2 separate regions of the Homo sapiens genome follow, and region 1 is linked to region 2. A link is a loop called in an ENCODE intact Hi-C map of the cell type or tissue named here. Cell type or tissue: HCT116. All regions are shown on one strand. Links, peaks and the distances in the headings refer to the core of each region. The heading gives the core; the rest is flanking DNA. Region 1 has its middle 130 kb from the start of RBBP6. Region 2 overlaps PRKCB (protein kinase C beta).

The links. A loop is a pair of places that touch in the nucleus more often than their neighbours do. Peaks named below come from ENCODE experiments on the same cell type or tissue, not always from the same donor. Only the 100,000 strongest peaks of a DNase experiment are listed, where the experiment ranks them.
Region 1: a loop joins it to region 2, with 4 times the contacts of the local background. A loop is called at or near these places in 2 of 110 quality-filtered maps.

What each region holds. Positions count from the first base shown.
Region 1 is chr16:24,403,084-24,418,739 of GRCh38, forward strand. No RefSeq gene overlaps it. Among named protein-coding and RNA genes, the nearest start is that of RBBP6, 130 kb to the right of the region's middle. In HCT116, for the core only: a CTCF peak has its summit at 6,167; a DNase peak (open chromatin) is centred at 6,138.
Region 2 is chr16:24,035,422-24,051,077 of GRCh38, forward strand. PRKCB (protein kinase C beta) reads left to right here. Exons shown (of 17, transcript NM_002738.7): 5 at 1-126. Among named protein-coding and RNA genes, the nearest start is that of MIR1273H, 160 kb to the right of the region's middle. In HCT116, for the core only: CTCF peaks have their summits at 6,806 (motif pointing right) and 10,432 (motif pointing right); a DNase peak (open chromatin) is centred at 6,820.

The sequences.
Region 1 (15,656 bases), core at 2,629-10,628, 370 kb after region 2:
TGTGGAGCAACTGGAACTCTCTCTCATACGCTGCTGGTAGAGATGCAAAATAGCAGCGCCATTTTGCAAAACAATTTGGCAGTTCTTTATAAAGTTAAACATACACTTATCACATGACCCAGCAATCCCACTGCTATATATTTACCAAAGGGAATGAAAATGTGTGTTCACACAAAAACCTGTACACAAATATTTGTAGTAGATCTGTTTATAATAACCAAAAACTAGAAATGACCCAAATGTCCTTCAACTGGCAAAAATGGCTAAATGAGCTGTGGATTATCCACACAATGGAATACTAATCAGCAGCAAGAAGGACCAAATGACTGATACACAAAATAACTTGAATGAATACCAAATGCAATATGCTAAGTGCAAGAAGCCAGAGAGTCTACATACTGTATATGATTCCATTTATAGGACAATCTGGAAAAGGCAAACCAATAGGGACAGAAAATACATCAGTGGTTGCCAGGAATTATGAGTGGGAATAGAAGTTGATGAAAACCTGATGGCATGATTGAATTTGGTTGGGGTGAGGGGGTGATGAATGGCTCTGTATCCTGATTTTGGTCATGGTTTCATGACTAGATGCATTTGTCAAAATTCATAGACCTGTACAACCAGAAGAGTAAATATTGTTGCATGTCATTTTCCTTTTTCTTTTTTGTTTTTGAGACGGAGTCTTGCTCTGTCGCCCAGTCTGCAGTGCAGTGGCGTGATCTCGGCTCACTGCAAGCTCTGCCTCCCAGGTTCACGCCATTCTCCTGCCTCAGCCTCCTGAGTAGCTGGGACCACAGGCGCCCGCCACCACGCCTGGCTAGTTTTTTGTATTTTTAGGAGAGATGGGGTTTCATCGTGTTAGCCAGGATGGTCTCGATCTCCTGACCTTGTGATCCACCCGCCTCAGCCTCCCAAAGTGCTAGGATTACAGGCATGAGCCACCGCGCCCGGCCTGTTGCATGTCATTTTCAAAAAGTGAAATTTTAATAATTGCATATTGAGCGGGTCACTCTAGTTGCAGCAAACAGACTAGAGAGGGTCATGGCCAGACTGAGAGAAGCCATTTGGGAGATTGCAGTAGGCATCTAAGTTCATGGTGGTGTACTGAAATAGAAAAGTGGCAGTAGGAATGGAGAGAAATGGACTCATCCAAGCAATATTTAGAACGAGGGGGATCCATAGGATTTGGTAACTGAATAAGGATAATAAGGGGAGTGTGGGCTAGAGGGACAGAAAGCCAAGGAGACAAAAGATTTGGGGGACTAGTGAGGGTGTCATGGGAGGGATAGGCTATGGAATCCAGTTAGGAAGGAAGTCACTTGGGAAAGACTGATGGACAGGAAAGGCAAACAGGTCAAACAGCACTATTGGGATGAGTTTGGTAGAAGAGTCAGCAGGACGGAGGATGTCATCAAAATAGGCCATTAGAGTTTGAGCTTTCAGAGCTAGGACAAGGCACAAGAGAGAAGATGGCCATAGCTAACATTTTTAATGGTGCCTTCCATGATGTAGTGAGATCCTTGAGTGGGGAGGATGATTTCTAGTACTGCTTTGTAATCTTCTCCTAGGTGTTCAGCACCTAGCTTGGAGGTTCTCTACCTTGGTTACATCCCCTGACCCAGCTCCACCCAGAACAAATATGTCCAAATCTCTGTGGATGGGAACTAGGTGGCAATACTTCTTAAAGTTCCCTAGGTGATTCCAACAGGATTGGAAACCCAGTTGGCAACCCAAAGTTGCAGCCAAGGTTGAGAATCACCAATATAAACCATTGCTGATCACAGTGGTTCTCCACCTTACCTGCTTATTAGAATCGTGGGGAGATTTTAAAACATACTAATGCCTGGGCCTCACCCCTGGAGATTTGCATCAATTGGTCTGCAGTGGGGCCCTTAAATTGATATTTTTGAAAGCTCTCTAGGCAGTATTAATATGCAGCCAGGGTTGACAATCACCAGCCTAGCCGACAGAAGGCATTTCAACAAATGCTAGTGGTGATTTCAATCAGTCTTTCCATCCCCGCTCTCCCTTCTGAGTCACAGACCTATCAACTTAATGACCTGCTGTACACATCCTTCTATGTGTTAGGAGACCCCCCAAGAGGTCTCAAACTCAATATATCTAAGGTTAAACTCAATCTCCGTAAGGCCCTGGCAGGCCAAGGAGGGATTTGGGCCTCCCAATGGGACAGAGGTTCCAGGAGCTGGACCCCTGTTTTGAAACTAAAGTATGCAGTCTAAAGCAACTCCATCTTGGATGCTAATTTGCCAGGTTGACTTGTGATTAGCCCCACTTCTGGGAATGCCTCTGTATTAGTCTGCTTTGCATTGCTATAAAGGAATACTTGAGACTGGGTAACTTATAAAGAAAAGAGATTTATTTTGGCTCACATTTCTGCAGGCTGTGTAGGAAGCATGGTATTAACATCTGCTTCTGGCAAGGGTCTCAGGAAGCTTACAATTATGGCGGAAGGTAAAGGGGAAGCAGGCTTGTAACGTGGTGAGAGAGGAATTAAGAGAAAGAGGAGAGCCTTCTTAAAGAGGCTTCTTTAAACAAACAGCTCTTACATGAACTAATAGAGCAAAAACTCACTCATTACCAAGGCCAACACCAAATCATTTATGAGGAATCCACCTCCATAACCTAAACACCTCCCACCAGGACCATCTCCAACACTGGAGGTCACATTTCAACATGAGATTTGGAGGGGACACATATCCAAACCATATCAGCCCCTAAGATCTCTACTTTATCTACTGTTAGCATGTACTTACAGCAAACCCTGCCCTTAGGTCAAAACAACCTTAATGTTATGATAAACATATGCTTGCCATAAATCCTGCCTTTTGGCAAATTTCCTGTGGTATATAAGCTCTGGGTCTGAGTGTAATGGTACAGGATCCACCAACTCATCTCACAGCCATCCAAGACATGGCTCCTGTTTATTAAAAGTCCCTATTAAATGTTTCTTTCTCAAAAACTAGATTTGTCATCCTCTTTCTTTGGCCTTTCAGCTTCCTCAGCTTTTATGGGTAGGTTTGTACAGACCTACTCACCGTGAAACATAAAGCTATCCTGTGGCCATAAGCAGAGAACAAGGGATAGCTAAAGTAAGTTTTGGAGGTGGTGGTGGACTCATAACTCAAGATTCAAAGAACCAAAGAATGAAACCCAGTAGGAGTCAGAGGATCTTGGGCTGACAGGCAAAGAAGCAGGAACATGGTCTCAAGTCAAAAATTTTCAGCCTCATCACATTGACACAGAACGGCTCTTGGCTAAACCCCACCCTCGAGCCTGGAAACTTGGCCCTAAGTGAAAACAGCCCACTCCATTTTTTTGCTCAAATGATTGCCTTTTTGGCCTACCATGCCCCTATCCTGTGCCCATAAAAAGGCTTCAGTTGGCAGAGCAACAGAAGCAACCAATGCAAGCGGTCAGGGATGCAAGCCACTGAATGTCAGGGATACATGCAGCTGAGTGTCGGCGGCTACGGATAGACTCAGCTAACTTCAGCCAGTGCAGTTCCAGGGAAAGATTTTCTTCCCACACCATCCCCTTTCTAATTCCCCATCCTACTGAGAGCCATTTTAATTGCCCAATAAAATCCTCTGCATACACTACCCTTCAAATAGATCATGTGACCTGATTCTTCCTGGACACTGAACAACTTGGGTGCCAAGAAGAGCAGGTGCAGGAGGCTGTCACCCTGACCCTTCACTGAGCCGTTAACACTTAGCCATCCATGGACTGCAGGCTGAGTGAAACGAGCCCCTCCAGTTTCTGCCCACAAGGGGGTCAAGGTCAAGGGAACAATCCCGTCTCAGTATCACAGACGCTTCATAAGAGCTCAATAAACACTTACCGAAAGACATGGATGAACCTGGTTCCAGGATCCAGAAGGGCCTGAAAGCATCAGCGTGCAGAGGATAATAGACTACATGAAAAAGTTAGTGGCATTTGCTCACCTGGAGGTCTCAATTTTTTTTTTTTTTTTGAGTCAGAACCTCGCTCTGTGGCCCAGGCTGGAGTGCAGTGGTGCGATCTTCAGCTCACTGCAACCTCCGCCTCCCAGGTTCAAGCAATTCTCCCACCTCCTCCTCCTGAGTAGCTGGGATTACAGGTGCCCACCACCATACCCAGCTAATTTTTGTATTTTTAGTAGAGACAAGATTTCACCATATTGGCCAGGTTGGTCTCTTGGCCAGGCTGGTCTCGAACTCCTGACCTCATGATCCGCCCACCTTGGCCTCCCAAACTGCTGGGATTACAGGCGTAAGCCACTGTGCCTGGCCTGGGTTCTCGATTTTTGTGTGCAAAAGAATCTTCTGAGGATTCTTCAGCCATACTGGCTTCCTTCTCTTCCCAGGTCAGGGCTGCTGTATTTGCTGTTCCATCTGCCAGGAGCACTTTTCCCCACAATATTCAGCAAGGCTGACTCTAAGTCACCTCACTCTAAAGACTTCCTTTAGGTCTTTACATGTATGCTCAAATGTCATATTCATACCTCTTTCCCCCATTTTTGGCTTTATTTTTCTGCCTAGTGCTTATTACTAGCTAATATACTATATATTTTTACTTAAATATTTTGTCTATTAGGGGTTTCCTTACTGGCTATAATCTTGGCTCCCTGCAACCTCAGCCTCCCAAGTTTAAGAGATTCTTGTGCCTCAGTCTCCTGAGTAGCTAGGATTACAGCTGCATGCCACCAGGCATGGCTATTTTTTTTTTTTTTTTGAGACAGAGTCTCGCTGTGTCACCCAGGCTGGAGTGCAGTGGCGCAATCTTGGCTCACTGCAAGCTCCACCTCGCAGGTTCACGCCATTCTCCTGCCTCACCCTCCCAAGTAGCTGGGACTACAGGCGCCCACCACCAAGCCTGGCTAATTTTTATTTTATTATTTTTTTTTGTAGTAGAGACAGGGTTTCACCATGTTAGCCAGAATGGTCTCAATCTCCTGACCTCATGATCCGCCCGCTTTGGCCTCCCAAAGTGCTGGGATTACAGGCGTAAACCACCGCGCCTGGCCTAGGCATGGCTATTTTTAGCAGAGATGGAGTTTCACCATGTTGGCCAGGCTGGTCTCAAACTCCTGACCTCAGATGATCCACCCACCTCGGCCTCCCAAAGTGCTGGGATTACAGGCATGAGCCACCGCGCCTGGCCATCATTAACTATAATCTCCGTGCAAACAGAGATTGTATTAGATCATTCTCGCACTGCTATGAAGAACTACCTGAGAGTGGGTAACTTAAAAAGGAAAGAGATTTCAGTGGCTCACAGTTCTGCAGGCTGTACAGGAAGCATAGCGGCTTCTGGGGAGGCCTCAGGAAACTTTCCTTTTTTTTTTTTTTTTTGAGACAGAGTCTCGCTCTGTCGCCCAGACTGGAGTGCAGTGGCACAATCTCGGCTCACTGCAAGCCCTGCCTCCTGAGTTCACGCCATTCTTCTGCCTCAGCCTCCCAAGTAGCTGGGACTACAGGCGCCCACGAGCACACCTGGCTAATTTTTTGTATTTTTAGTAGAGATGGGGTTTCACCGTGTTAGCCAGGATGGTCTCAATCTCCTGACCTCGTGATCCGCCCGCCTCGGCCTCCCAAAGTGCTGAGATTACAGGCATGAGCCACCGCGCCTGGCAGGAAACTTTCAATCATGGCAGAAGGCAAAGGGGAAGCAGGCATGTCTCATATGACTGGAGCAGGAGAAAGAGGAGAGAGGAGGGAGGTGCTACACACTTTTAAACAACCAGATCTCGTGATAACTTAATCACTCACTATTTGCCACAACAATGCCAAAGCAGGGTGGCAACGATGATCCATCACTTTCCACCAGGCCCCAATTCCAACATTGGGGATTACAATTTGACATGAGATTTGGGCAGGGACACAGATCCAAACCATATCAGGGATCATTGTCTGTTTTGTTCCCTGGCACATCCAGAGCCTAGAACAGTGCCTGACAAACAGCAGGCACTCAATAAGTGAATGAATGGGGCAGTTAAAATTGCAGACTCTCCCTGGGTAAGGTCCAGTAATGTACATGTTGCCTGGGTGGTTCTAAAGGAGATCGTTGGAGGCCCGACGTAATGAAACATTTCTTAGAGAATGCTTTGCTTGGAGTGAACATCTCTCTAATGCAATTCTCTTGACATCCAGCAGAGAGCAGGAGGCTGAGGACTCAGGGGCGCAGGATGCCAGTCATCATTACCTGTTTCTTTCCTGCACCAAGATGCATCTCACATTGGGTGATTTGGCACAGAGAAATGAGTGTGCACAGGAGGCAGGAATTCTGGGTGGCCAGCTCCTGGGAGGATGTCTCTCTATAACAAACTATTAATAACTGCACTTTGGGGCAAAGTCCCAGGTGGAAGAAGCACAGTTCCCGCCATAGGAGAGGACCTTCGCAAAGTGGGAATCTCAGCTTGACAGGAAGTTGAGGTGGCATTACTGCGCAGCACTCCTTTTGGCCAAAGCCTTCTTGGGCAGCCAGAGTCAGTGGTGCTAGAAAATGTTTAACAGGTGTCTCTGAGGGGGAAAAAGGCACGCATGTAGTTACATATGTATGTTTATTACGAACTGTATTGATATCAAGAATGTGTAGCAAGGCAGGCACAGTGGCTCATGCCTGTAATCACAGAACTTTGGGAGGCTGAAGCAGGAAGATTACTTGAGGCCAGGAGTTTAAGACAAGCCTCGGCAACATAGGGAGAACCCATCCCCACCAAAAATTTAAAAATTGGCCAAGTGTCATGTTGCATGCCTGTACTCCCAGCTACTTGGGAGGCTGAGGTGGGAGGATCCCTTGAGCCAGGGGTTGGAGTCTTCAGTGAGCCGTAATGGTGCCACCGCATGCCAGCCTGGGCAACAGAGCAAGACCCTGTCTCAAAAAAAAAAAAAAAGAAAAGAATGTGTATCACACACTTTAAAAATAACTATAAAGCATGAAAATGCTCTTCATCTTAAATTACGCATAGCCGCTGAATTCTTACAGAATGCTTTTGTTGAATTTTGCTGAACTCTTGTATATGTAGTTAATATGATTACAATTCAGTCATGATTTGACAATGCTTTCTGCCATTCACAACATAACCACTACAGACAAAACACACATTGACATTTCTTCTGCATTATTAAAGTTTTCTCTATCACTTTCTAAAGTCTAGACATCTAATAAAAAAAGAGAGAAATGGTCAATCAGTTCTTGCTTTGATTGAGACTCAAAGTGTTATCTGATTACCATGGTGTAAATATTCAACTGTGGCTGATTTTAAGCTACACCAATATGTTGTCACTGAATGGTGACCTGCAAGTTGGGAACAGATGCTCAGTAGCACCCCATTATATAGTATTGCCACAAAATTTATGTAGATATATACTAAATATATCATATATGTTATAGAGAGAGATACATAGACATCTTTATATGTATGTATTTATGGACTTCAAGAGTATAGTTAATAGGCTGGGTGTGGTGGCTTACACCTGTAATCCCAGCATTTTGGGAGGCTGAGCAGGTGGATCACCTGAGGTTGAGAGTTCAAGACCAGCCTGACCAACATGGATAAACCCTTTCTCTACTAAAAACACAAAGTTAGCTGGGAGTGATGGTGCATGCCTGTAATCCCAGCTACTCAGGAGGCTGAGGCAAGAGAATCGCTTGAACCCGGGAGGCAGAGGTTGAGGTGAGCTGAGATAGTGCCACTGCACTCCAGTCTGGGCAATAGGAACAAAACTCCATCTCAAAAAAAAAAAAAGTATAGATAATAGTACAACAAAATTATTAGGAAGCAATTCAATTATTTATTACCTTTCAAAATATAATTTAGTTAATTATAAGTTTATAAAATTTGATTTTTAATAATGGCTGTGTTTAATAGCCAGCTTTCAAAAACCCTGGAAATTTAACAATCATCCCTATAAGCCAGCCCCAGCACACCACTGGACAGATCCCAGCACTGGGAAGGAACTCAGTCACACACTGGGAGGCTTCAAGTTTCGCTTAACTGTAGGACTGAGGCAGGCTCACCCGGAAGCAGATGAGGAGCCAGGGTGCGGGTCTGGGGGTGGGCAAATGGTATTAGTCTTCAATACCCATGCTCCTCCTTACATGCCACTTCTCACCCAGATTGGGATGTTTCTAAAGCCTAGGTGATGGCCATGAAGTTAGGGACCCCAAGAGTGTGTTTAACATCAATAAACAGGCAAAGGAGGGGGATTTTACTCTACAAGCGATATAGAGTAAAATCTCCAGGTGACGTGGAAGGAACACTCACTAAAATTATTCCATACCCAAGAGACCCCAGGCCAATGAAACCTGAATCTTTAGGGATAGAGCCTGGTGATTTTTTTTTTCCAAGCCCCCAGGTGGCTTTTTTGGGTTTTTTTGTTTGTTTGTTTGTTTGTTTTTGTTTGTTTGTTTTTTGAAATGGAGTTTCGCTCTTGTTGCCCAGGCTGGAGTGCAATGGTGCGATCTCGGCTCACCGCAACCTCTGCCTCCCGGGTTCAAGTAATTCTCCTGCCTCAGCCTCCCGAGTAGCTGAGATTACAGGCATGCGCCACCACGCCCAGCTAATTTTGTGTTTTTAGTAGAGATGGGGCTTCTCCATGTTGGTCAGGTTGGTCTCAAACTCCCAAGCTTAGGTGATCACCCTCCTCGGCCTCCCAGAGAGCTGGGATTACAGGCGGGAGCCACGGCGCCCAGCCTTCTAGGTGGTTTTAATGTGCAGTCTGGGCTGAGAATCTCTGCTCTGAGGATGGAAGAAAGAACCCAAGTTCCAGCCAGTGAATACACCTGGAGGGTTGCCCCACCTCACCCCCACCTCCCATTGTATTTAAAATACAAAAGTAAAAAGAGAGCTTTAATTGCTCTGGAGGAACAAAGGATTAAACTGATAAAAGAAATTCATAGTGTAAAAGTGAGTAGTGCCATGTCTAAGGAATTTTATGTCTCAAGTGTTGTGTGGTTTGAACCTCCATTATTATATTAAACCCTCTCTGTAGGGCCTAAGTGGACACTGTAACTGAGCACCATTGAGATGGTTATGAATTCAGGGAGGATCCTGGGTCCAGGAAGACTGTGGCCTTGGAGTTAATTTATACACATCCTTTTGACTTTTTCAGCAGCTTTTGGGGCTAGTGTCAAGGAAACATTCTTTTTTTTTTTTTTAAAGACAGAGTCTCGGCCCGGGCTCCGTGGCTCATGCCCGTAATCCCAGCACTTTGGGAGGCCGAGGCAGGTGGATCACCTGAGGTCGAGAGTTTGAGACCAGCCTGACCAACATGGAGAAACCCCATCTCTACTGAAAATACAAAATTAGCCAGGCATGGTGGTGCATGCCTATAATCCCAGCTACTCGGGAGGCTGAGGCAGGAGAATCGCTTGAACCCAGGAGGCAGAGGTTGCGGTGAGCTGAGATCGCACCATTGCACTCCAGCCTGGGCAACAAGAGGGAAACTCTGTCTCAAAAAAAAAAAAAAAAAAAAAAAGACAGAGTCTCGCTGTGTCACTCAGGCTGGAGTGCAGTGGTACAATCATAGCTCACTGCAGCCTTGAACTCCTGGGTTCCAGTGATCCTTCCACCTCAGCCTCTCCAGTAGCTGGGACCACAGGCGCTTGCCATCATGCCCAGCTAATTTTTAAATTTTTTGTAGAGCTGGGATCTCACCATGTTGCCCAGGTTGATCTTGAACTCCTAGGCTCAAGCAATCCTCCAACCATGGCCTCCCAAAGTGCTGGGATTATAAGCATGAGCCACCGCATCCAGCCAAGACATTTTTAAAGCCTCCATGTTCAGGATGATGGCCATGGCCATAGAAGTTGAAATCTGCTAAGGAGTGTGTCACAGTTCATCTGCTGAATCAAAAAATATTTTTTAATTTAGAAAATGAAAATCAAAGGCTCCACGTTAAAACCAGTGATCACTTTTCATTGTCCATAGACAATGAAAATAGTGGGACTAAACTGTAATGACTAAAGCCACAGGTAGGATTTTCTTTCCTGATGGTGACTACAACACCACTGTCATTAGTTGGCCACATCACATTTGTGAAACCAAATTCAGTTTAAAGGAGAACAAACTATGGAGGGGATGTTTGTATTGTAAGTGCCACCAACCAACACCCTCACCCAGTCCCATCTCCAGGGCACAGACATACACATGCACACAGACACACACAGCCTAAGAGGAACAGTTTTGTGCACCAAGGTAGTACACAAGGTGCATCAGGGTAGTACAGCTCTTGCGTGTTGTGGGGTGGTGTTTTTGCATGAAGAAGAAAAAGGCAAGAAGTTCCCGCAGCATTCTCTTGGTATTTGTCTTTTCTCTTAGGATTCTTATTTATGGAGCCCAATCTTGGTTTAGTTCTCTCTGATCCCAGACCACTGGCAGGGTAGGAACGGGTCCAAGCCTTCTCCTAAGTAGAGGACCAAGGGGGATCCAGAGTAGGATATACAAGAAGGAGGCCTGAGGTGGGTTATGTAGGTTTTACCAACTTGAGGCAAGTGACGTGCTCTGCATTCACATGAACATCAGCTGACTCAACAAGGGGGTGACATTGGAGTCTGCTGTCAGCAATAAAGGATTCCCCTGGTGGCCGGGTGCAGTGGCTCACGCCTGTGATCCCAACACTTCGGGAGGCCGAGGCAGGCGGATCATCTGAGCTCAGGAGTTTGAGACCAGCCTGGGCAACATGGTGAAACTCCATCTCTACTAAAAATACAAAATAATTAGCTGGGCATGCACCTGTAATCCCAGCTACTCAGGAGGCTAAGGCAGGAGAATCGCTTGAACCCGGGAGGAAGAGGTTGCAGTCAGCTAAGATTGTGCCATGCACTCCAGCCTGCGTGACAGAGCAAGAATCTGTCTAAAAAAAAAAAAAAGAATTCCTCTGGCATTTTCATTTTCCTCTGAACCTAGAGGGACTGAGTGAGGCTAATCAAGCAGGATATTCAAGAATTTAGGTGGAGGTTCATTGCTCAGCTTTTTCTTAATCTCCTCCCTATATATAAGACCAACAGAGTTATGGAATTGAACTGGGGTCCGCTCGCCTGGTGCAGTCACATCCACACCCAGGTTTGCAGCAGGAGAAAGGAGGATGTTTATTTGCAGGGCCCCAAGCAAGAAGAATCAAGCAGCTCTCAAAGTCCTGACCTCCCTACTGGCTTGCAAGTAAGGGTTTCGTTTCTGTTTTTGTTTTTGTTTTTGAGACAGAGTCTTGCTCTGTCACCCAGGTTAGAGTGCAGTGGCGTGCCCTCGGCTCACTGCAGCATCTGCCTCCTGGGTTCAAGTGATTCTCCTGCCTCAGCCTCCTGAGTAGCTGGGATTACAGGTGTGCACCACCATACGTGGCTAATTTTTGTATTTTTAGTAGAGATGAAGTTTCACCATGTTGGCCAGGCTGATCTCGAACTCCTGACCTTAGGTGATCTGCCCGCCTTGGCCTCCCAAAGTGCTGGGATTATAGGTGTGAGCCACTGTGCCCAGCCAAGTAAGGGTTTTTAAAGGCAGGGGTACATTTCAGGAAAGCAGAAATTGTAGGCAAATCATAAATTAACATATGAAGGTTACGCATAGGTTTGGCCTAAAAGGGTGGGATATCTTGGCTTACACGTCATAGGCAGATTCAAAGATTTTCTGATTAGTAATTGGTTAAGGAAGAGAGGCTTGGTTTAAATTCTGAAGTCAGCGAAAGAGAATGTTGGCTCTGGCTCATAGGCATGACCTCCTCCAGGCCCCTCAGGAAGAACTTTAGAATAAAGAATGATGATCAGAGTTCAGTCCTTGCTTCTCCCTTCTCTGAGGTCTATGTGCCAGCAGATCCATTCAGTGGGGGTCTGGGTTTTTGAAAAACAATCCAGGAATTCAGGACTTGATGTTATATTTAGTGAAACCAAACATCCTGTGATTCTAAATTCCTTGGCTATTGTTTTAAGCTACTATTGCAATTGCCTGATGAGTTCTTCCTGCCTGCTGCACAGACAAAACCAATTCACTGAGACCATGACATTACAGACAAAAATAAAAATAAAAAATAAAAAAGGAGTTTAATTGACACACAGCTGGCCCACACAGGAGAGCTGGAGTTATCACTCAAACCAGTCTCACCAAAAATTCAGAGGCTAGGGTTTTTTAAAGACAGTTTGGCAGGTGGGGGCTAGGGAATGGGTGCTACTGATTGGTTGGGGATGCAATCATACGCCTGTGGAAAACAGTTCTCTTATGCAGAGTCTGCTTCTGGGCTGGGGCCACAGGACCGGTTGAATCATGAATAGCGGGTCTGGATGGAGTCAGCCAGTAGTCAGAAATGCAAAACTCTGAAAAGATGTCTCAAAAGGCCAATCTTAGGTTCTAAGTTTCACTAAAAGTCATGGCAAAAAACTGCAATTACTTTTGCACCAACCTAATACAATAGTAATGTCATTTACAAGAGTAACTGGGAAGTTACAAATCTTGTGACCTCCAGAATGGCTGGTTACTATTTAACTATGCCTACATCTTAGCAGAATTTAGGCCCCTCTCATAATCCTAACCTTGTGGGCTTTCATTAGTTTGGTGGTTTAGTTTGGGGAAGGGCCATTACCATCCTTGCTTGAAGGTTAAACTATAAACTAAATTTCCTCCAAAGTTAACTTAACCCATGCCCAGGAATGATCAAGGGCAGTTTGGAGGTGAAAGGCAAGATAGAATTAATAGGTCATATCTCTTTCACTGTCATAATTTTCTCACTGTTATAATGTTGGCAAAAACGGCTTCACTATTACCTTCTTGCTTCTCAAGTTGGTTGCTTTTTTTTGTTTTTGCTTTTGTTTTGAGACAGAGTTTTGCTCTTGTTGCCCAGGCTGGAGTGCAATGGCGTGATCTCAGCTCACCACAACCTCTGACTCCTGGGTTCAAGCGATTCTCCTGCCTCAGCCTCCCAAGTAGCTGGGATTACAGGCATGCGCCACCACACCCTGCTAATTTGTATTTTTAGTAGGGAGGGGGTTTCTCCATGTTGGTCAGGCTGGTCTTGAACTCCCAACCTCAGGTGATCTGCCCACCTCAGCCTCTCAAAGTGCTAGGATTACAGGCATGAGCCACCGCACCTGGCCTATCAAGTTGTTTATTTCGTTCTCAGGGCAAGCTGGGCTCTTAGAATTTCCGCTGATGGAACTCAAGATTTTCCTTTATTTCCATGCTTGGCAGGGAGCAGGGTGGGTGTGTCTGCAGGCATCCAAGAGGGACCCCTGCTTCATCTCAACAGGTATCAGTGGCCTTATATGCCTTTAGCATGGAGATGTAACCACAGAAGCATCCCAAACTGGCCCTACTCTGTTGATAACAGAACATTCACTGTCAGGTTACCTTTTATGTCTAAGAGAACCAAAATTCAAGTCATGTAGCCCAGGCATGCAATAGAAAATGTATTGACCTCTAACAATACCCAAAACCAATGTTTCCTCCCTGCAGAACCAAGAAGATAGACATGTCCAGAGCCCAGGAGAAGAACCTGAATGCTGGAACCCTTTCAGAAGAAAAGGTTCCTCTGAGCCCTTCTCAGAAGGGGTCTGTTGGCCAGGAAAATCCAGTGCTGAAATTTGCTTGAACATACCTTACTGTAAATGGTCAAATTTGAAGACCTCCAATCAGACTCTGCCAAGCCAACATTCCCGACACTATAACAGTACTGACTCCATGTTAGAGCAAAGCTTGTTTAAGTGAATATAATTATTATTTTGCCTGAGTTTGTAGATTGTTCATTAAAAACAGCCTCAGGAAAACAGGATCTGAGATAAAAAAGAAACAGAGATAAAAGATAATATGCTGACCAACAACTCTGGGAACTGGCTGATCGGCCTGATAAGAACGGCCTGATAAGAACACCAGCAGAAGGCCACAAGACATTGACCAAGAAAGCAGTGATCAGCTGCACACCTGAGACTGTACACATTTCACAAGAATGTTTTAATCACCATTTGCACTCTCCTAATTTCCCTTAAAAACCCCTGATCCAGGACAGGCCTGGTGGCTCACACCTGTAATCCCAGCACTTTGGGAGGACGAGGCAGGCAGATGACTTGAGGTCAGGAGTTTAAGACCAGCCTGGCCAACATGGCGAAATCCCATCTATTCCAAAAATACAAAAATTAGCTGGGCGTGGTGATGGGTGCCTGTAATCCCAGCTACTTGGGAGGCTGAGGCACGAGAATCACTTGAACCCAGGAGGCGGAGGTTGCAGTGAGCTGAGATGGCACCATTGGACTCCAGCCTGGGTGACACAGTGAGACTCCATCTAATTAAAAAAATCCTTGATCCAGAGACACAACTTAGGGAGAGGTGGTCTTTGAACATGAGTTCATTAGCCTCCCCCCAACCTCAACCTCATTGCTGGCTTCTCAGATAAAGCTAATTTTCTTTCTCACCAAAAGCTTGTCTCTTCAATTTCAGCTTTCAAGCAGTGAGTGGCGCAAAACTAAGTTCAGTTACAATCCTTTCCCTTGCTCTCCCACCCCTTTAAAACTTGCCCAGACTCCAAACTGGGGAGACAGATTTGAGTCACACCTCCTGCCTCCTTCCTGACTTTTCTCAAAAGTCAGTGCCATCTTATTGGCTTTTATGTGCATCCGGCAGCAAGCCCATTACTCAGTAACAGACGGAGTTGTTAAGAGCTAAGAGTTTGGGCTGTGCGTAGTGGCTCATGCCTGTAATCCCTGCACTTTGGGAGGCTGAGGCAGGAGGATCACCTCAAGCCAGGAGTTCGAGACCACCCTGGCCAACATGGTGAAACCCCCATCTCCACTAAAAATACAAAAATTAGCCGGTCGTGGGGGTGGGTGCCTATAATCCCAGCTACTCAGGAGGCTGAGGCAGGAGAATCACTTGAACCCACAGGGTGGACAATGCAGTGAGCCAAGATCGCGCCACTGCCCTCCAGCCTGGGACAGACTGAAACTCCATCCCCCAACCCCCCAAAAAAAACAAGAGCTAAGAGTTTGGACATTTACCCTTCTCCCTTTTAGCTCCCCCAAAATTTGTTTTCCCTTCTGTGTTCTCTAATGTTGGGGTCCAGAAACCAATACCCCAAAACACAGCACTTTGACATGCTGAACTGAATAAGTCTCAAGGTTTTTCTGACCTTCCCTGACCCCCAACCCCATCGTCTCTTCCAAAACACAGGAGGAAGTTGAAATTCCCTTATCTACCTAAAATCTGGGTTTACTGAGGAGAATAATTATTTTTTTCTTCCCCTCCCTGTAAGATCAAAAACGTAAGCATACCAGAACAGACCTTTCACAAAATAATGTCTGTCCAAGAGAACTATTTACAAGTTAATCTCTGTTCCTGGATCCATTCATTCTCCCTAGTAATCCTTTATTGCTCCCCAACAGAATTCCTCTTCTTTCTCTCATAACCTGATTTTCCAGGATCCAAGCCCCACTCTTTCTGTAACCTTAAGATGGAATCGAAGATTCTGAACTCCTTTGGGGATAGGTAATCACCTGTGGCTCTCCCCAGTGTACACATTAATACATTTTATATGTCTTTTCTCCAATTAATCTGCCTTTTGTGAGTTGGTTTTTCAGTGAACCTTCAGAGGGTGAAAGTGTTAGAGTTGGTAGACAGACATGAGCAAGGCAGGATAGAGCCCCAAGGAATGTCAGGTGAAGTCAGGTGACTG
Region 2 (15,656 bases), core at 2,882-10,881:
GCATGATGAATGTGCACAAGCGCTGCGTGATGAATGTTCCCAGCCTGTGTGGCACGGACCACACGGAGCGCCGCGGCCGCATCTACATCCAGGCCCACATCGACAGGGACGTCCTCATTGTCCTCGGTAGGTGGCCCTGGGGCTCCACTGGCTCCTGACCTTGCTTGACCTGTGTGATTGAGAAGGGGAGGGTGGCGGAGGGGTGGGGCAGTCCAGTGGAGGGGTGGGGCAGTCCAGGGACGGGGAGGGGGTGTGGCACTGCTTCTGCCCCATGCCCTGCCCATGACAGCCCCTCCCTGCAGCAGGGGGATCTTTAGAAACTGTACACCCTCAAAGCTTCGTCCATCAGCACCCCAGGCTGACTTGGGTTCAGAGAGGAGACGTCTGAGTTCCTTGGACTTCTAACTTCCTCAGGATCCTCCACTTCCCTTCTCTCCTTCTCATTTCCCACTCTTTTTTAGTAATCTTTTGGGATGGGTAGTTGCATTTCCTTTACTCAGATAGCAGAGAAGGGAAGCTTGCTTCTTCCGCAAACTTTTCCAGCAGGAAAAATGGAGTCTTGATGATAAACCCCAGATTTGGAGAATATAATATCTTGGGAAGGAGGAGGGTTGGAGGGTGCAATTCAGGGGCTTTCCACATATTTGAAATATTTCTTTCTTGAACCTGATGGTGGCTATGCTGTAATTTTATTATTCTCTATATTTTCTGCATGTCTAAAATATTTCATGATAATTAGAAAGCAGGATGGTACAGTCTCCTGGGAGATGCAGTGAGAGGAGGAGCTGCTGGTGGTGGTGGTGGTGGTGGTGGTGGGGCTGTCACTCATGTATCCCAGCATTCAAGACATACCTGGCTCTGATATGGGAAGTTCAAGCAAAATTGGAACTCAGCAGCACTGGCTTGAGGAATACTCAGCCATAAGCCCCGGTATAACCAGCACTGAGCTGGCTGGGAGTGGAGCTAAAACTTTGCAGGAATTTCTTCTCAAAGGCTAGTGACAAACTACTGTGGACTTTATATATCTAATGAATATAAATAAGGGTTTATGAGTTGGTAACTCAGGAAATTGATCATGGAAGAGATTAATTTTGCAAAAATTAGTGTTTCTGAGGCCTCAGACTGGTTCAGTAGCTCTGATGCATTGAGCCCTGGGTTGCGGAGGGGCTTTACGTAGATTGTGTAAAAGCTGAAAAATACTTATCCCTGTACAATATAATTCTTTTAAACTTGAGATTTCGTGAAGCCCAGTGAGATTTTAGAAAATGTGCAATCCATTGCATTATGTTTTCCTCCAAGTGGTCGCCTGCCTCCCAGTGTGATGCTTGGGGGCCCCAGGGGAAATCCCGCAGTTTCAGGTTCAAGGGAAGCCAGTTTTCCCCACTGATTGAGGTTCCCGATGCTGGTGAGACAAATATGAGACTCTGCTTCCCTCTGGTGTCATTCTGTGGGAAATACACTCGTTCCAAAGCATGACTGCGGGCAGCCAACATTTATGGGCCGCATGGGATGTGCAGTGCTCTAAACCTTACGTGTTATCTCTTTCCACCTTCACAACATTGTGAAATCTCTATTATTCTTGTTTGAGAGGGAGACTCCATCTGTTGCCCAGGCTGGAGTGTGGTGGCGCCATCTTAGCTCACTGGAACCTCCACCTCCCGGGTTCAAGCGATTCTCCTGCCTCAGCCTCCTGAGTAGCTGGGATTACAGGCGCCCACCACCACGCCTGGCTAATATTTGTATTTTTAGTAGAGACAGGGTTTCACCACGTTGGCCAGGCTGGTCTAGAACTCCTGACCTCAAGTGATCCGCCCATCTCGGCCTCCCAAAGTGCTGGGATTACAGGTGTGAGCCACTGCGCCCAACCTTCTATTATTCTTGTTTTATGAACAAAGAAGCCACGGCTCAGAGAAGTTATATTCCAAGAGCTCACACCATTTGCAATAATAATAAAACAATAGCTAAGATGTGTTTAGTTTTTAAAATGTGTTAATCATTGTGAAAAGCACTTACAGGCAGTATCTGATTTACATTGTTTCAACAACTCAAATGAGTTAAGTTATCATTCTACCCATCAGAAAACACATTTCCTCACCTAGGTCTGTTTGACTCAAAAGTACTATATAGTAGGTTACTTTTTTGTTTAGTTTAGTTTCGTTTCGTTTCTCTATGCCCTCCACCGTATTTATTCCTTTTGTGGTTTGGCTAGGGCACCTCCTATGGGCATTCCTTAGGGAGTCTTTGTTCTGATGTGGTACAGTACAATATTTCTTCAAGTTCAAGGTCAAAGTCTTCCCCCTTAATCATAGATATGCTGTGAACTTTGAGAACCTGGATCACAAGCCCCCGCTTCTCAGGACACACTGATAGGAGGTGTATCCATTTGCTGTGGCTGCCATAACAAAATACCACAAACTGGGTGGCTTAAGACAAGACGTTTAAAAAAAAAAAAAAAGAAACGAAAAGAAAAAGAAAAAAACAATAGGCCAGGCACAGTGGCTCATGCCTATAATCCCAGCGCTTTGGAAGACCGAGGTGGGTGGATCACTTGAACTCAGGAGTCAGCCTGGGCAACATGTCGAAACATCATCTCTACTAAAAATACAAAAAATTAGCCAAGTGTGGTGGTGCACGACTGTAATCCCAGCTACTTGGGAGGCTGAGGCAGGAGGATCACTTGAGCCTGGGAGGTGGAGGTTGCAGTGAGCTGAGATTGCACCACTGCACTCCAGCCTGGGTGACAGAGCAAGACTCCGTCTCATAAAACAAAAACAAGAAAAACAAACAAACAAAAAAGGCCAGGTGTGGTGGCTCACACCTGTAATCCCAGCACTTTGGGAGGCTAAGACAGGAGGATTGCTTGAGACTAGGCGTTCAAGACCAGCCTGGCCAACATAGTGAGACCCTGGCATATTGTAGGATTTCATTTCTTTGGGATGTTCAGAGCAGGCAAATGTATAAAGAAGTTTAATAGCACTTTGTGCTTTTCCAAATACTTTGATATCACACCATTCGGGAAAGGGCACGTTGTTGCCATCATGGAAGGGAAAACGAAGTCTCAGCAAGGCTGAACACCCTGACCAATGTCACATGCTGAGCAGGGGTGAGCACCTGGGCCTCTGGCCCCATGTCACAATGCCCTGCAATTGCCCATACACCATGCTGGGCACAGCCTGTACTCAGCATGGGCTTGTTGATTGATGGATGATAGAAGAGAGCCCTGATGCTGTGGCCGAGTTCTCTAAAAATAGAGCCAAGATGGGGATTTTGTTCCAGTGATTTATTGGGCTGCTCATGGGAAAAGAGAAGTGAAGGAACCATGCTTCCTTCCTCAGGCAGGGAAAAAGCTTGGCGAGAGTGTGGTCTCCGTGGAAGTCTTCTTCAGCCTGGTATCTGGTGGAATTTTGTACCAAACACTGTAGCACAGTCAGTCCCATCTTGAGGCAAGGGGGCTGTTCTGTCGTGTTCCAGGTCAGTCAGTGCTGTGGGATGACTTGTGTCTCCCCCAGATTTGTATCTTAAAGCCTCACCCCCAGTGTGGTGGTATTTGGAGCTATGGGACCTTTGGGTGGTAATTAGGGTTAGATGAGGTTGTGAGGGTGGGGCCCTCATAATGGGATTTGTGGATTTCTAAGAGGAAGAAGAAAGAGAGATCATTCTGTCTCCACCAAAGGAAGGATACAGCAAGAAGGTGGCCGTCTGCAAGCCAGGAAGTGAGTCCTTACCAGGAATTGAAGCTGCTGGTACCTCGATCTTGGACTTCCCAGCCCCCAGAACTGTGAAGAAATAAATGTCTTTTTTTCTTTTTTTCTTTTTATTTTGTTTTAGATGGAGTCTTGCTCTGTCACCCAGGCTGGAGTGCAGTGGCATGATCTCTGCTCACTGCAACCTCTGCCTCTCATGTTCAAGCGATTCTCCGGTCTCAGCCTCCCGAGTGGCTAGGATTACAGGCACGTGCCACCATGCCCAGCTGATTTTTTTTATTTTTAGTAGAGACGGAGTTTCACCATGTTAGCCAGGATGGTCTCAATCTCCTGACCTCAAGTGATCCGCCCGCCTTGGCCTCCCAAAGTGTTGGGATTACAGGCGTGAGCCACTGTGCCGGCCTAAATGTCTGTTGTTTAAGCCACCCAGTCCATGGTATTCTGTTATGACAGCCTGAGCTGGCTGATATAGTCAGTTACTGCTGTAGGCTGCTGGGGATGGAGGTGGGAAGGTAGAGTAACTTCCCAGGTGAGGAGGCTTCTGTGCAGTTGAGGACAGTTATCTGGACATAGGGGTAACTGTGAGCCATTAACAGCCATCATACACAGCACCCAGGGGATGGGTGCATTGGCCAGCATGGAGGGGAGCTGGGCAGGGTCCAACAGCATCTGGCACACTCAAGTTTCCCTTGGTCTCCTGACTGTCTTCCTGGTTTCATTGCTGGGACTCCAGCCCCCTCCTCCTTGGTCTTGGCAAGACAGATCAGAGAGGAGCGAGCACTAAAGGTTGTGCGGGGTCCTTCCCAGCAGTGCCAGGCCAGAAGTGGCCTTGTGGTGTTTGTGGAATGGCCCCACCTCATCCAGACCCAAGAAGCATGGTCAGTATTAGGATTTTCCACTGACCATCAGCCCAGGACACTGCCGTTTGCCCTGAGTGTCATATGTTCTTTGGAAATCTCAGCATCTCTAGAGGTCAAAGGTTTTCTAACTTGCCTGGCTACTGAAATTGAGCTCATATATCTGTTCTTAGTGTTTTGGCAGGTCAAGATGAGAATAAATCTGATCAGTTCTCCTCCTTTTAAAAACCCATCAATGGTTTCCCATTGTCTTTATAACAGACTAAATCTAACATGGCGATCTCATTCTTTATTCACTGTCTCCTCCCCCTTTCTTTTAATCCTTGGTCCTCTGCAGACTGCCACACACCATAAGACATCTGTGCGTTCTGTTTAGAATGTTTGCCATTGCCATCTTCTCTTTTTCTAGCAATTAACTCTTCCTCTCGATCTCGGTTCATTTTTACCATCTAATAAGCTTCCTCCAACTTCCCCCTTTCGTAGACACTCATGGTAACCTGAGCTTGGCCTTGTGAAAGGGGTGATTTTATGTTGGATTTGATTAATGTCTGCATCTCATCACAAGGCATTAGCTCCATGAGGGCGGGACTGTGTCTTGCCACTCTACTCCCAGCACCTAGCAAGGTGGGCATCACTAAATATTTATGGGCTCAATGGCTGTATGTATGAATGAGAAACCCCTGGAGGATCCTGATAGATAGATATAAGGCTTTCACTGATGGTCCCCAGATCAGTGCCTCCTAAAGTCAGGAAATGAAGGTCAACGGATTGTCCAATTTATACCATTATTCTCATGGGAGGTAGAACATGCAGAAAATCTTAAGTACCAGGTCCAACGTCAACAGCAAATGTTACTGGGACTGAGACCCGCTTGTTGGAGTCATGACCACCCTTGTTCCCTGGACAATGTAGAAAAGACATGGAGCAGTGGGATTTGTAGTATCCCAGGAAACCGTATTGACATCATGATGCCCATAGGTGTCATGAGATCAGGCAATACAATGTCCAGATCAGAGTTGTAAAATGCTCCCAAGGTTTGTGAAGCCTGCGTGTTCATACATGCAACAATAATTTTTTTTGTGTGTGTGTGACAGAGTCTTGCTGTCACCCAGGCTGGAGTGCAGTGGTGCAATCTCAGCTCACTGCAACCTCCCCCTCCCAGGTTCAAGCCATTCTCCTGCCTCAGCCTCCCGAGTAGCTGCGACTACAGGCGCATGCCACCATGGCCGGCTAATTTTTTTTTGTATTTTTGGTAGAGATGGAGTTTCACTGTGTTAGCCAGGATGGTCTCGATCTCCTGACCTCATGATTTGCCCACCTCAGCCTCCCAAAGGGCTGGGATTACAGGCGTGAGCCACCGCACCCAGCTAACAATATCTTATTCAATGCTTTTTCAATTCAGTATCTACCTATCAACATAACAACTGACATCTATTATTTATACTCCCATCTACATTACAGCCACCTCCAAATGCTTAGCCATGTCCATCCTCATATCTATCTCCCAAAAGTTGGGAGTGTTCTTAAAGAAAGCAGAAAGAACCTTTTTTTTTTTAAATGTTTCTCTTTGGAACTCCCATTCTATATTCTTACCATTATATTGTGTTATACAGAAACTTTTTAGACTGAAACATCTCCCTGACAGCCTTAGGTACTCCCAATATTGTGATATTTAAATCCTTCTTAAGATCTGACATCCACACATCAAAAGAAAAAGAGTACCAAAGAGGCTGAGTGTGGTGGCTCACGTCGGTAATCCCAGCATTTTGGGAGGCTGAGGCGGCTGTATCACCTACAGTCAGGAGTTCAAGACCAACGTGACAAAACCCTGTCTCTACTAAAAATACAAAAATTAGCCAGGTGTGGTGGTGGATGCCTGTAATCCCAGCTACTCAGGAGGCTGAGACAGGAGAATCGCTTGGACCCAGGAGGCAGAGGTTGCAGTGAGCTGAGATTGCATCACAGCACTCCAGCCTGGGTAACAGAGTGAGACTCCATCTTGGAAAAAAAAAAAAAAAAGAATTGGGAAGAAAAAGGGCAATGTAAACAAGAAAAAAAAATCCAGATAGCTTAATATTTATTTTTGTTTAACTTTTATTTGAACTTTGGTGGGGGGGTACGTGTGCAGGTTTGTTATATAGGTAAACTTGTGTCATGGGGGTTTGTGTAATATTGCCCAGCCATGCGTCAATTGCAGACAGAAAATTATTATAAACTAGGCCGCGAGGGCCCACTAGGGGGCAGTCTCTGCCTTCAAAGCCATTCCTCCTCGGAGGCTCTCTCAGGAGATGCCCCAATTTGTGAAACCACAGTACTGTCATTGCTCATAATGGAAGGTGCAGCAGAGACCAGCTACGCTCACTGAGGTCCAGAGAAAGGTTACTTCTTCAGGTCACACACAGATAGGGCCCAGTTCTGGTAGATCTCCCTTCCCTTTTACATTATTGGTTTGTAATTTTTTCCCAAGTCTTTATTTTGAACTAAGTTGAAAGAATTTTACAGCAAACACTCATTTATCCACCACCTATATTCTGTCGTTAACGTTTCCACACTTGCTTAATCACATTTCCAACTATCTCGCTCTCCATCCATCAATCTGTCTTATTTTTGACACATTTCAAAGTAAACTGCAGACACCAATTCGATTTCCCCCAAACACTTCAGCATGCCCAACATCAATAGAATTCAAAATTTACTTGTAGGGTTTCTTTTTTTTTTTTAACTTTTGAGGTGAAATGTACATACAATGATACATACAAAATTTTTTTTTTTTTTGAGACAGTCTCACTTTGTCACCCAAGCTGGAGTGTAGTGGCGTAATCACGGCTTACTGCAGCCTCGACCTCCCAGGCTCAATTGATTCTCCCACCTCAGCCTACAAAGTAGCTGGGACTACAGGCATGAGCCACCACACTCAGCTAATTTTTGTAGTTTTGTAGAGATGGGGTTTTGCCATGTTGCCTAGGCTGGTCTTGAACTCCATGGTTCAAGCAATCCTCCCACTTTGGCCTCCCAAAGCGCTGGGATTATAGATGTGAGCCACTGTGCCCGGTGATGTCTTAAGTGTACAATGGCTGAGTTTTGACAAATGCATATGACTGTCATTCTAACCCTTATCAAATTAATTCTCTTTTTTGATGTCACAGCTGCTGTTGAGGATCCAAGGGAAGGTATGAACCAGAGAAATGCCTTTATGTCCCCACACACTGCACTCATACTCATGAGCTCTGGCTATTGGGATGTCTATTATACCTAAAATCCCTTAGATGACATGAAACTTAATAGTTGTTCAATTTTTTTTGTTTGTTTTTTGAGGAGTTATAATGCAGTAAAGTAGAAACTTTGAAAATTGGAAATTCTTGTTTACAATTTTTTGTTATGTATTCATTGAAGAGCAAAATGCCTTTAAAAACTCAATACACCTGCTTTATTTTGCTTTTTTTTTAGTATTGTTGTAATGAAGAAGTTCAGTTAAATCATATCTGTCTATGGAACATCTATCATCTTTCTCAGTGTATTACTGATAGTTGTCTGCACACCCCATGAGGCCAGGGGAAGGGTCTCTTGCCCATCCTTCCTTCAAAGCCTATCAGCTTGTTAGGTTGAGGTGAGTGTCTCAGGCACTGAAGTTTTGGGATACTGGACCTAAGGAGATGTAGGGAAGCTGACGTCTTGCTATTCAGTGTTCCTTCTCTTCTTCCCTGGTCATTTAAGTCTCATGAGAATTATCAAGGCCAGGCCAGCGTCTGAGGCCTTCAGGATGTGCTGGGCGCGGTCATTGCTCCCAAATGTCTAGGGAATTGCATTGAAGTGGGCACTGCTGGGACCTGCAGGGCTGTGACTTGTGACTGCCTTTGGGGACAGTGGTCCAGCAATGTCTATTAAAATATGTATACATATGAACATTTTGACTCTCACGTTTTCCTTTAGGGAATCTATTCTCTTAAAATGAAACACCAGCGTGCAAAGAAATAAAATCTAGAACAAGCATGTTTATTGATGTTTTCTTTGAGATGCAAAGAAAACATCAGCCTAATGAAGGGGTACCCATTTTATGTGATACTAGGTAGTTGTTGAAAGCATTGAATTAGGCCAGGCGCGGTGGCTCACACCTGTAATCCCAGCACTTTGGGAGGCTGAGGAGGGTGGATCACTTGAGGCCAGGAGTTCCAAACCAGTCTGGCCAACATGGTGAAACCCCGTCTCTACTAAAAAAAATCCAAAAAATTAGCTGGGTATGGTGGTGCATGCCTGTAATCCCACCTGCTCTGGAGGGTGAGACACGAGAATCACTTGAACCCTGCAGGTGGAGTTTGCAGTGAACAGAGATCAGGTCATTCATGCACTACAGCCTGGGTGATAGAGTAAGACTCTGTCTCAAAAAAAAGAAAAGAAAAGACTGAATTAAAATGAGAAAATGAGTATAATTTTTGACATGGGAACTGGTTACACAGGTGAATTTCCTTTGTGAGAATTCAAGCTGTAAGATTATGATTTATACACTTTTCTATAGGTATATTATACTTCCTATACTTTTATTATTTAAAAGTTTGTGATAAAAATTCTAAATAACTAAAAACAAAACACCAATGGGTTAGAGCTACAGATATTGGTGTAAAGCAGAGGTTGCCAAACTGGCCTGCTGCCTGTTTTTATAAATAAAGTTTTATTGGAACACAGCCACATCCATTCATTTATATATTATCTATGGCTGCTCTTGTGATACAATGGCAGAGTTCACTGCGTAGTTGTGACAAAGCTTGTACAATCTGCAAAATGTAAAATATTTGTTCTCTGGCCTTTACTGAAAACATTTGGCAGTCCTTGAACTAGAGGAACATCTATGGTTAAGTGAAAGGGTTAGGTTGCGTAAAAATATATTTAGTATGATCTCATTTTGAAGAAATAAGCAACAGCAACAGACACCTCCTATGTGTGAAGTTTTGTCTGTATATTTTATAACCTGTGTGTGAAGAAAGGTGTGGAAGGATACCAACCAGGTTGTAAACACTGGGATCGCAGCAGGATTGGGAGTGAAGAGGCTGTGGCGGTGAGGGGGATTGTGTTGTGTCTCTGTAGTTTTCATTACGTTTCACAGGTTGATTGCAATACATATCATTTCCGCAATTTTTGAAAAATAAAAACAGAAAAATCTCCAAATAGGAAAAATGAACAGAAATAAATTGTCTCAACAACAATAGCAGAAAAAAAAAATGAATGGATAATGCCCCAAATGATGGGGTGTTGGTTGCTTGAGGAGGGTTGTTGGGTGGTTCTCAGCTTGAGCAGAGCTGGGCCCAGGCCCTGTCTGGGTATTTTTGAGTTTTTATTGTCACTAGCTTCCATCTTGTGTAGCATCTGCCTTGTGAGCTGGGCCTGTTCTCCGAGTTTCATGGTGTTTGATGTTTTTTGCCTTCTTTCAGCAAGGTCGCTGGCATCATCCTTGCTGAGTCGCATATGTTCTGGGAACCACCTCCTCTTCTCTGTGCCTCTCGCCTGGCAGGTCTACGCTAAACTGCCCCCTGCCCTCCCAGGCCCACCCCACCTCCAAGTCTGAGTTCTTTGACTTAAACTTCAATCCTGTTTCCCATGGGCTGTGGCTTCCCAACCCTCAGTTTCAGTTGAAGCTAATTTTTTTTTCCAGAAATCACTGTGGGCCCTGGCTGCTCTGGGTGTGGTCTGGGGACCAGCTGCATCCCATCGGCATTACCTGGGAGCTCGTTAGCAATTCGGGATCTCAGCTTCCCCTCCAGGCCTGCTGAATCAGAATCTGCAATTTAACAACATCCCCTGGGGATGCACTGTAACATTCGAGCAGCCCTGCTGCAGAGGATCGCAGTGAGACGGGAAGAATGTGTCTTTTCCACTAGATGGCAGGCCTTACCTGCGCTTGGCTCCTGCGCAGACCACCACAGGTGGATGTGCCAGGGGTGATGTGAACCTCCAGCCCCGCGTTGGCCATGGCATCTTACCAGTCATGAAGCTCGGGTGTCAGTCCCGCCAGGGCTGGAATCCTCTTTCATTGGTGACCTGCACCTACCTGCATGTCCTGGCCTGGTGCAGCATGAGCTTCTGGCTTGAGCCATTTGTGTAAAGTGACCCAGAGCCTTTCTTTCTTCCCTGCTTTGCCTTTGTCCTCTACCACCTGGAAGGTGAAGGCATGTCTCTGGGGAGCTTCCTAGTCATTAGCCTCTGTGTTGCTTTTCTGGATGGCTTGCTGCACGTCTCTGCTAATTTTAGGCCAATGTGGTCTATGATTACAAAGGTTTTGCATGGGCTTTGGAGTCAGGCCTGGGTTTGAATCCTGCCTTTCCCACTCCTCCAACAAGTATTTGTTGGGGGCCTCCCATGTGCTGGGCACTGCTTACAGGCAAGGCCCCTGTGCTCATGGCCTCTGCCTTCTTTCTAATGATGGGAGATGAAGAGGAAGCAAACAAAACACTTTGAGAAAACAAGGAACACTATCAAGGAAATAAAATAAAGCGGCATGATGTGATAGAGGGTGGCCAGTGGGCTGAGTGTGATTAGCAGGGATAATGGCATTTAGTTGAGACCTCAGGGACCAGCAGGAGGGAGCCAGCTTGCTGAAAATTCCAGGGAAGAGTATACCAGGCAGAGGGAGCGGCAGAGGCAGAGGCCAGAGGGAAGAGTGAAGCAGCAGGCTTGTGAGTGACAGGAACTGACAGCCAGTGGGTGTGACTGGAGCCTCGGGATGGGGAGGGGTGGGTGACGCTGGAGGAAAGGCAGGGACAGCCAGTTAGGCTTTGTGAGCCCCATGGTGGGCTTGGTTTCTTTCTAAGTGCATGGAAATTTAGATCCCAGGAGTATCTGAAGGACATCATGCAAGGTCAGTGTGTTTAGGCCCCAAAACCACCCAGTGGGGGCAGTCATTTTGTTTTTCTCATTTTACAAAGGAGAAAACAGAGCCTTGAAAAATCTGAGCCTGGTGTGGTAGCATGTGGCTATGGTCCCAGTTACTCAGGAGGCTGAAGCAGGATCATCAGTTGAGGCCACAAGTTTGAGACCAGCCTCAGCAACACAGTGAGAAAAAAAGTCTTAAAAATTAGCTGGGTAGGCAGGGTGCGGTGGCTCATGCCTGTAATCCCAGCACTTGGGGAGTCTGAGGTGGGTGGATCACAAGGTCAGGCGTTCGAGACCAGCCTGGTCAACATAGTGAAACCTCATCTCTACTAAAAATACAAAAAAAAAATTAGCTGGGCGTGGTGGTGCGTGTCTGCAGTCCCAACTGCTCAGGAGGCTGAGGCAGGAGAATCGCTTGAACCCGGGAGGCAGAAGTTGCAGTGAGCTGAGATTGTGCCACCGCACTCCAGCCTGGGTGACAGAGTGAGACTCCATCTCAAAAAATAAATAAATAAAATAAAATAAAATAAAATACAAATTAGCTGGACATGGAGGCATGCACCTGTAGTCCCAGCTACTTGGGAGGCTGAGGCGGGAAGATGACTTGAGCCCAGGAGTTGGTGGCTGCGGTGAGCTATGATCTCGCTACTGCACTCTAGGCTGGGCGACAGAGCGAGACCCTGTCTCTCCTTCTAAAAAAAAAAAAAAGAATTTGAGCACCCGCCTCTAGTCCCTAAGGCAGTGCATGGAGGAGGCTGGATTTGTACCCTGGGTCCATCTGTCTGGCAGGTTCTAACACATTAAGTCAGATGTTGGAAAGATACAGTTTAAGACTATGAGACATTGGAACATAAGAAACACCCACCATACCAGTGGGGAGAGGAAGGAGATGCTTCAGCACTGGTAGTTCTCATAGTCTTATCTTTCAGTGGCTTTAGGGCACAGGTTGGGACTAGTTTAGCCTTAAGGTCTTGGAGAAGACCTGCTTTTCATTTGCCTGTTGCCCCAGCACTGTGGGGTCAGAATCTTTCTTGTGATCAGAGTTTAGAGAAGGGAGGGAGCAGTGGGCTGGAGGCATTCCAGGTAGCCCTGGAGAAGGCAGGAGAGGCATAAGTTAGAAGGGTGAGGGAAGGGAGGAGGGCCAGTGGCTGACGCTTACTGAGCCCTTGCTGTGAACCCAGCACAGTGCTAGCCATCGTGGGGCACAAAAGCCTGTGCAAGATGCAGTCGCAGCTCCTGAGCAGCCTCGCTGTCTGGTTGGGTTCCATCTGCTTTACCACTACCAACAAAACCAAGGGACGGACACCTCTTACTGATAGTAACCACCAGGCACTGGGCGAAGCACGTTGCTCAGCCATGTCGTATAATCCTATCAACAACCTGTAGTCCCAGCTACTTGGGTGGGAGAGAGTTACTGAGGGCATCTCCATTTTACAGATGGGGAAACTGAGACACAGAGAAAGAGGTTAAATAACTTGCCCAAGCCACACAACTAGGAAGATGTGGAGCTGGGACTTGAATCTAACTATGCCATTCCAGATAATTAGGCTCTTGGACACCGTCTTATCCTGGCACTAAGTACATCAGTGGAGTGATGATGATACATGATATTAGTAGCAGCCACTTTTACTTCTTTCTTTTCTTTTCTTTCTTTTTTTTTTTTTTATAACAGAGTCTCACTCTGTCGCCAGGCTGGAGTGCAGTGGCACAATCTCAGCTCACTGCAACCTCCGCCTCCCTGGTTCCAGCGATTCTCCTGCCTCAGCCTTCCAAGTAGCTGGGACTACAGGCATGCGCCACCATGCCCAGCTAATTTTTTTGTATTTTTAGTAGAGACAGGGTTTCACCATGTTGGTCAGGCTGCCTGACCTCAAATGATCTGCCCACCTCGGCCCCCCAAAGTGCTGGGATTACAGGTGTGAGTCACCGTGCCCAGCCACAGCCACCTTTTCTAAAACCCTTCCAAATGCCTGGCTTTTGCTAGGAACTCTACAAGCGTTCCTTCAGGTAATCCTCCTAACAACTTTTGCTATTACCCGTAGTCCTTCTCTCCATTATATGGTGAGGAAACTGAGACTTTGCTTCATATGACTCCATTTTCCCCAACACTTCCTGCTAGCCTGTTTTGCTCCTTTGGGAGTATGAGAGTCAGTGTTTGCTGGACTGTGAGGCTGAAGATGATAACATTTCTTCAAATTGGCCTGTTTTTTTTTTTTTTTTTTTTTTTTTTTTTTGCAGAAAGACAGATTTCACTGGCCAAGATCTGCCCAAGAGGCTGAATAAATTCCTAGGTTGTGAGAAGCAGGTGGATGGAGAAGACTTTCTCTCCAAACCTCCCTGTGTTAGGACCAGGGAATGGGTTATGTGAATCTGGCAACCCTGTCCCACCCTGGACCTGCACCCTTTACCACTACCCTGGCACATCCGGGACCTGCACCCTTTACCACTACCCTGGCACATCCGGGACCTGCACCCTTAACCACTACCCTGGCACATCCGGGACCTGCACCTTAACCACTACCCTGGCACACCCGGGACCTGCACCCTTAACCACTACCCTGGCACATCCAGGACCTGCAACCTTAACCACTAACCTGGCACATCCAGGACCTGCACCGTTAACCACTAACCTGGCACAACCAGGACATGTGCCCTTAACTATTACCCTGGCACAACCGGGACATGCACCCTTAACCACTACCCTGGCACATCTGGGACATGCACGCTTAACCACTACTCTAGCATCATCCGGGACCTGCACCCTTAACTACTACCCTGGTCTGCCTCCTTGAGTGGCCCAGGGAACATCTAGAAGCTGAGAGAAAGAGAGGGATAAAACCAAGTTCACAGCAGTATCCTAAGAAAGTGTTCTCACTTAAAAATGCAAAGATGCTCACAGAGTGTTCAGGTTACACTGGAAAACTCCAGAAACAAAGTGGTTTGTGTACATGGGAGGAAGCAGAATCAACTTCCCACCTTAGCATTGTGGGTGCTTAGCCCACGCCTGTGTATCGCTCAGGGAATCAGAGTCACTATAAGCATCATGGAATAAGGGATTTACTGTACACGTTAGACCTTATACAAGCTTGGAGATGCTGGAGACGGGAAGATCTGGAGGGGTGAATTGAGAATCAGAGGAAGAGCAGTGGTGCAGGTGGACAAGTAGGAGTTGGTAGGGGATCCAAGAAGCCAAGCACGTTGAGCTGCTGACATAGATATTGATGAATTTCATGAAGCTTTTACAGGCACTGGTTTCACCCTTGGGTAACTCAGTACAGGTATGTTGACAGCCTTCCACTAATTCAAAGATGGTTCATAGGTGTCCCAGAATCTTTTAATTCCCAAGTGAGGCAGCCCCAACTCCTTCAGCCATTTACTTTCTAATCCTTAATCCACAGCCCACAACCTCAAACACATGATAGGGCCGAGTATGCCATCATTGATGTCAACCCGGAACTCTTCCTAGACAACACTCCAGTTGGAGTAGCTTCCTTATAAAGCAGGGTGCCCAGAGTGAAAGAGAATCCACCTGTGTTGCCGAGGAGCGAAGGATTGTCACTTTCCTTATTCTAGATCAGCTGTTTTCAAACCTTTCGGCTTCCAGCCCATCTAGGTTTTATGTAACACACACACACACACACACACACACTGCACAAACAAGCACAAACTCACAAACACACACACATTGCACAAACAAGCACACACTCACAACCAAAACCAAACTGCCATTAATGCTTACCTCTACTTATGCTCACCACACACTCTGATACATTCTCCTCTCTTTTGTGGCCCTCTTTTCTGTTCATTTCCATTCTATTTCCTTTAAGAAACCCTTTAAGGAAAATGCTCTTACTCTGCAAATTGATTTCACTAACAATTGGCAAATGTGTCATGACCCGCCGCTTGAAAAACACTGTCCTAGACAACAAAATTCTCTTTCTGCATCCTGAGATGATACTACTCTTTTGGGGGGTCTGGGGGTACCACCAGCCACATTGCACTGTTGACTTATCTTGGGTTTATGATCAGTTAAAGCTCTCTTGTCTATCACATCGGGTGCTGCTAGCCTGCAGGCCCCACATCCTTGTGCAAGATTTTTTTTTTTTTTGAGACTCCAGGATGAAACCTGATGCATTTCATCTTGTAGGGTTTGGCCTTTTGCTCCACGGCCAGGCTGAGAGCTTTTGGGTCTTCCTGTTCTTGTGCCGAGTGTCTTCCGGACATCACCTTCCTC